Regions from separate parts of the Homo sapiens genome. Here region 1 is linked to region 2. A link is a loop called in an ENCODE intact Hi-C map of the cell type or tissue named here. Cell type or tissue: body of pancreas. All regions are shown on one strand. Links, peaks and the distances in the headings refer to the core of each region. The heading gives the core; the rest is flanking DNA.

Region 1 (2,915 bases), core at 253-2,752, 170 kb after region 2:
CTTGAAGCTGGGAGGTTGGGGCTGCAGTCAGCCCAGACTGAGCCACTGCACTCTAGCCTGGGTGATAAAGCAAAATCTTGTCTCCAAAAAAACAAAAAGAGGAATCTTCCAAAAAAGATTCAAACAAATGAACACTCAGGACTTAGAATCTGGAGTCATGAGATCCCAGGCTCAATTCTGCTATCAACTTGCTGTGTGATTTTAAGCAAATCCTTTCCTCTTTCTGTGCCATGGTTTCTTTTCTGGAACTGAGGCCTTTGCAGGTCTAAAGCTGTGGGGTTCTAAATTGCCAAAGAGGAATACAGAGTTGCTTCCAGAACTCTGGAGGAAATTACAATTAGCAGACACACAAGGTAAGGGAGAATCAGGGTAACCATCAGAAGCAGCACAATGCTGGCTCTCTTTAGAGGGCAATTTTGTCTACCTACTTCTGCTAACTGGGCCTTATTGAAGCCTGGTCTGGTCTGCAACTTGTAGTGTCGTTTATAACGTCGTAGGGTGTTCACCTGCAGCTGGAACAGATCAACCTAGGGAGAAGAGGAGAAAAATGTTATCCATCACCTGACCACCCAGGACTCACCAAGAGCCCACTATGTGCCTAGCACTACACTAAGGTAGGGGTGAGGATGGGGAGGGCTTCAAAAGAGGTCTTAGAAATGGTCTATTGAGGACTAGTAACTGGCTAGGAGGGCAAAAATAACAGTAGAAAAACAGTTCTGGCTGGGGTGGGCTGATCTCACAAAACTGGTGGAAAAGGTAAAGCTTAAGCTAAGGAGGAGCAGGGTCTGATAAAGCACTGAGAAACGGTAGGGAATAGGGGAAAAGATCACAGCACAGAGAGCTGGGAGAGGCACAGATGGGCAAGGGGGTCACAGGCAACTGTGATGAATTTAAAAGGTGAGAATGGATGGTAGCACATCCAGAAAAACAGAAGGAGCTATCACAGAGGGTGGAGGGCGATGGCGCAGGATGGGTCTGGTGGTGGTTGTTGGGAAGACTGATGGGGGGATACGGAGGGAGATGCTATAGCAACAATCAGAATGAGATGAAGAGGCTGAGCTTTGGAGGGGCAGTGATGCTAGAAGGGACACCAAAGATGGAGAGCAAAGGCAAAAACCAGAGACATCCTGGAGGATGATAGGCCAGAACGAGGCAGCGACCGGATAGAGGAGCACAAAGGAGGGCTGTTATCCTCAAATAGCTCTTTGCTAGGCCCAGCCTTCTGGTATTAGAATCCTTAACCTCCCTCCAGAGAAAGTTCAAAAGTTACTGTAGTGAATGTGCAATCCAGCAGGTTAGGGCTGGGGTCTTTGCAGATGACTGGATAACAGAGGGGAAGGGACCCCCCCTTTTTGTTTCTAACAAAGGAAGAGAGGAAAGCTGCATAGTCATGAAAAATTGAAGGCCCATAAAGTTGGGCTGCCTTTACCTGCCTCTAAAAGAGCTGTTCTTGCTTCAGGCAGGTGGAGAGCACTTAAAAACAAAATGAATGATCAATATGAGGGGCCAAAGTCCTTCATTCTTTTTCAAAACATTCCTCAAAACCTTTTTTTTTTTTTTTTTGGTGAAAACCACTTAGAAATCGAATACGTCCATTTCTTTGTAAAATAACAATAACGTTAAAGGCAAAAGCAAGATTCTGTAAACCAACATTGGAAAAGGGGACACAGGGAGGGGCAGAGGGAAAGGGCCAGATTTTCAACGGTTTCCTCCACATCTGCAGACAAAGGCCCGCCTACTCTTTCTATTCCTACACAGTCATTTTCACTCTGAGTGCTAACAGGCGGTTGCCTTATGAAATATTCATGTGTCAAATATTCAATGTACACTATAAACGGTTCTTCTCTTGCTGAGTCTTGAGTGAAAACAATTTAGTAGAAAGAAAATCCAATATTCCTTCCTGAAGCCTCACTTAATAGACACGGGCACCTGAAGGGAAGGCAGCCTTCCAGTTTGAGAAGCCTAGGTCTCATGGTCTAGCGCAGTGGTTCTCAACACAGGACGATTTTGTCTTGTAAAGGAGGTGTGGCAATGTCTGGAGACACGTTTTGATTGTCATGACTCAGGGTGGTGATGGGTAGAATCTCACGAGGGGATGCTGCTGAGGCATGCTGTTAAATATCCTACAATGCAGAGGACAGTCCCCACAACAAAAATTAGCTGACCCCAAATGTCAACAGTGCTAGAGTTGAGAAAACCGGGTCCAGTTTAGTCAACTTTGAAATGGATCCTTGGGAACAGCCTGGACTAGATGTCAAGAAATCAGTGAGAGAAAATCAGAGCTGGTATGAACTGATGACTTACACCTTCATTTTTTGGGGAAAAGACTTCTCCCAAACCATTATACACTCTCTAAAGGCATAAACAAGGTTTAAAAAAAAGTGACACTGTGGTTGTATTTACGCATTCGTCAGGGGCGTCTTGCAGAAAAGCAGTGTGGTCTACTGGAAAGGGCCCTAGACTAGAGCCTCCAAACTATATACATGACCTCGGCTCTCTGTGCCTGTCTGTAAAATGATGGGGCAGTCTGACCAGTGGGTGTCCAAGCTTTTAGCTCTCAGATTCCATATTACTATAATTCACTTTTCAAATAATCCACAGCAAAACAAAAGGACTAAAATTACTTCTTAACACAAAAAGCAGACCAGGCCAGAGGTGAGAATCAGATTAGAATCCATTCTTCCAGCTTCCGCAACTGGTTTCTTTGACCTTTACCTCAGGAATGTCAGTGTCGTGCTCGGGAGAATCTCCGCCATCGTCACTTGTCTTCCTCTTCCTTTTATTTCGGACACTCTGGATGAAATTTTTGTGAAAATCACAGATATATAGGTGCCTTACCTGATGGAGACAAAAATCAAAGTCAGAGTTGGCCAATTCCTTGGAGACAGCAATAGGTATCTGTCGAATTGCGGGGC
Region 2 (2,915 bases), core at 329-2,828:
CTCCTTGTTGACCACAAGGAACTCCCTGCTAATCCAGCTTCCAGTGCTTCTTAGCTTGTGGAGAACACAGGCATTCTAAAGCCAGCCATTGCCTAACCTCTCCTAACCATGGCACTTTACATTATTCTTTAGGGCCATTATGCTCTGGGGGATGCAATGGGACTTGCTTTCTGCCCACATCCATCTGCTGATTCATCTAACAAACATTTATTGAGCACTGACTATGTACCAGGAAACTGTGCTAAGTGCTTGTTTGTTGTAACTCAGAGCAGACCTGTGAGGTCTCAATTATCATTGCCCTCATTTCACAGATGAGACAGAGAGAGTGGGAACTTGCCTATGGCAGTTGCAATTTGAACTCAGGCAGTGACTCTGGAACCTGTTATTCTGTTCAAACAGCTGACAGTAGAGGGAGAAAGGTGGAGATATAAAACACAATAGTGAAGGGAAGATGTCCATTCAGAGAGGGGTGGATAAGTCTGCGGGGGGTATGGGCCCACTCTGGTATGCTGTGCGGTAATTAGAACACGGTGGGTGCTGATGCAGACAGGTCTCCTATGCATGCTATGAGGGAAAAAGCAAGGATGATACCAGTTATGCAAAATAAAATTCCACAAACAGTATCCTAGCTTTTAGGTATACCAGGGATATATTTGTAAATGCACTGAAATGTGTCTGGAAGAAATTACATTAAACAGGGGGGCAGGTTGTAAAGGGGACTAGTGATCCATTGCCATGTTTTCAGTTTTTACAGTGAAAATGTGTGCATAATTTTAAAAGAACAATCACCATGATGTGGTATATATGCTAAGAAAGAAGGGGAAGCCTAGAGTGCTGCGGGTGCCCAATCCAGTTGGAGGAAGTAGAAATCAGGGAAGGCTGGAGGAAGGGACTCTGAGCTGGATTTTGAAGAATGAGTACCGTTAACCAGATAGAGATCTGGATAAAAATGTTCTAAGCAGTGGGAACGAACAGCTTGTGCAAAGGCCCAGAAGGGTGATTGCACATGGTGTCAGGGAGCACAAGCCTAGCTCTTTCTAAAGTGTACCCCTGGGTGTATGTGAGTTTAAACTGCAGATTTCCACACCTTGCTCCAGAATCCATGGTGGGCCTGGGGATTAGCATTTTGACAAACTCCTTAGGCACACTGACTTTTTTTTTCAATTTTATTATTATTATACTTAAAGTTTTAGGGTACATGTGCACAATGTGCAGGTTAGTTACATATGTATACATGTACCATGCTGGTGTGCTGCACCCATTAACTCGTCATTTAGCATTAGGTATATCTCCTAATGCTATCCCTCCCCCCTCCCCCCACCCCACAACAGTCCCCAGAGTGTGATGTTCCCCTTCCTGTGTCCATGTGTTCTCACTGTTCAATTCCCACCTATGAGTGAGAATATGCGGTGTTTGGTTTTTTGTTCTTGCGATAGTTTACTGAGAATGATGATTTCCAATTTCATCCATGTCCCTACAAAGGACATGAACTCATCCTTTTTTATGGCTGCATAGTATTCCATGGTGTATATGTGCCACACTTTCTTAATCCAGTCTATCGTTGTTGGACATTTGGGTTGGTTCCAAGTCTTTGCTATTGTGAATAGAGCCGCAATAAACATACGTGTGCATGTGTCTTTATAGCAGCATGATTTATAGTCCTCTGGGTATACATCCAGTAATGGGATGGCTGGGTCAAATGGTATTTCTAGTTCTAGATCCCTGAGGAATCGCCAAACTGACTTCCACAATGGTTGAACTAGTTTACAGTCCCACCAACAGTGTAAAACTGTTCCTATTTCTCCACATCCTCTCCAGCATCTGTTGTTTCCTGACATTTTAATGATTGCCATTCTAGCTGGAGTGAGATGGTATCTCATTGTGGTTTTGATTTGCATTTCTCTGATGGCCAGTGATGGTGAGCATTTTTTCATGTGTTTTTTGGCTGCATAAATGTCTTCTTTTGAGAAGTGTCTGTTCATGTCCTTTGCCCACTTTTTGATGGGGTTGTTTGTTTTTTTCTTGTAAATTTGTTTGAGTTCATTGTAGATTCTGGATATTAGCCCTTTGTCAGATGAGTAGGTTGCGAAAATTTTCTCCCATTTTGTAGGTTGCCTGTTCACTCTGATGGTAGTTTCTTTTGCTGTGCAGAAGCTCTTTAGTTTAATTAGATCCCATTTGTCAATTTTGGCTTTCGTTGCCATTGCTTTTGGTGTTTTAGACATGAAGTCCTTGCCCATGCCTATGTCCTGAATGGTATTGCCTAGGTTTTCTTCTAGGGTTTTTATGGTTTTAGGTCTAACGTTTAAGTCTTTAATCCACCTTGAATTCATTTTTGTATAAGGTGTAAGGAAGGGATCCAGTTTCAGCTTTCTCCATATGGCTAGCCGGTTTTCCCAGCACCATTTATTAAATAGGGAATCCTTTCCCCATTGCTTGTTTTTGTCAGGTTTGTCAAAGATCAGGTAGTTGTAGATATGTGGCGTTATTTCTGAGGGCTCTGTTCTGTTCCATTGGTCTATATCTCTGTTTTGGTACCAGTACCATGCTGTTTTGGTTACTGTAGCCTTGTAGTAGAGTTTGAAGTCAGGTAGTGTGATGCCTCCAGCTTTGTTCTTTTGGCTTAGGATTGACTTGGCAATGCGGGCTCTTTTTTGGTGCCATATGAACTTTAAAGTAGTTTTTTCCAATTCTGTGAAGAAAGTCATTGGTAGCTTGATGGAGATGGCATTGAATCTATAAATTACCTTGGGCAGTATGGCCATTTTCACGATATTGATTCTTCCTATCCATGAGCATGGAATGTTCTTCCATTTGTTTGTATCCTCTTTTATTTCATTGAGCAATGGTTTTTAGTTCTCCCTGAAGAGGTCCTTCACGTCCCTTGTAAGTTGGATTCCTAAGTATTTTATTAT

Evidence for each region. Peaks named below come from ENCODE experiments on the same cell type or tissue, not always from the same donor. Only the 100,000 strongest peaks of a DNase experiment are listed, where the experiment ranks them.
Region 1: it touches region 2 in a loop (4-fold over the local background); 89 of 110 quality-filtered maps call a loop at or near these places.

What each region holds. Positions count from the first base shown.
Region 1 is chr5:154,451,014-154,453,928 of GRCh38, reverse strand. SAP30L (SAP30 like) reads right to left here. Exons shown (of 4, transcript NM_024632.6): 2 at 2,716-2,838; 3 at 429-527. Among named protein-coding and RNA genes, the nearest start is that of SAP30L, 6.5 kb to the right of the region's middle. In body of pancreas, for the core only: no CTCF peak of the experiment used is centred there; no DNase peak of the experiment used is centred there.
Region 2 is chr5:154,616,176-154,619,090 of GRCh38, reverse strand. No RefSeq gene overlaps it. Among named protein-coding and RNA genes, the nearest start is that of MIR3141, 22 kb to the right of the region's middle. In body of pancreas, for the core only: no CTCF peak of the experiment used is centred there; no DNase peak of the experiment used is centred there.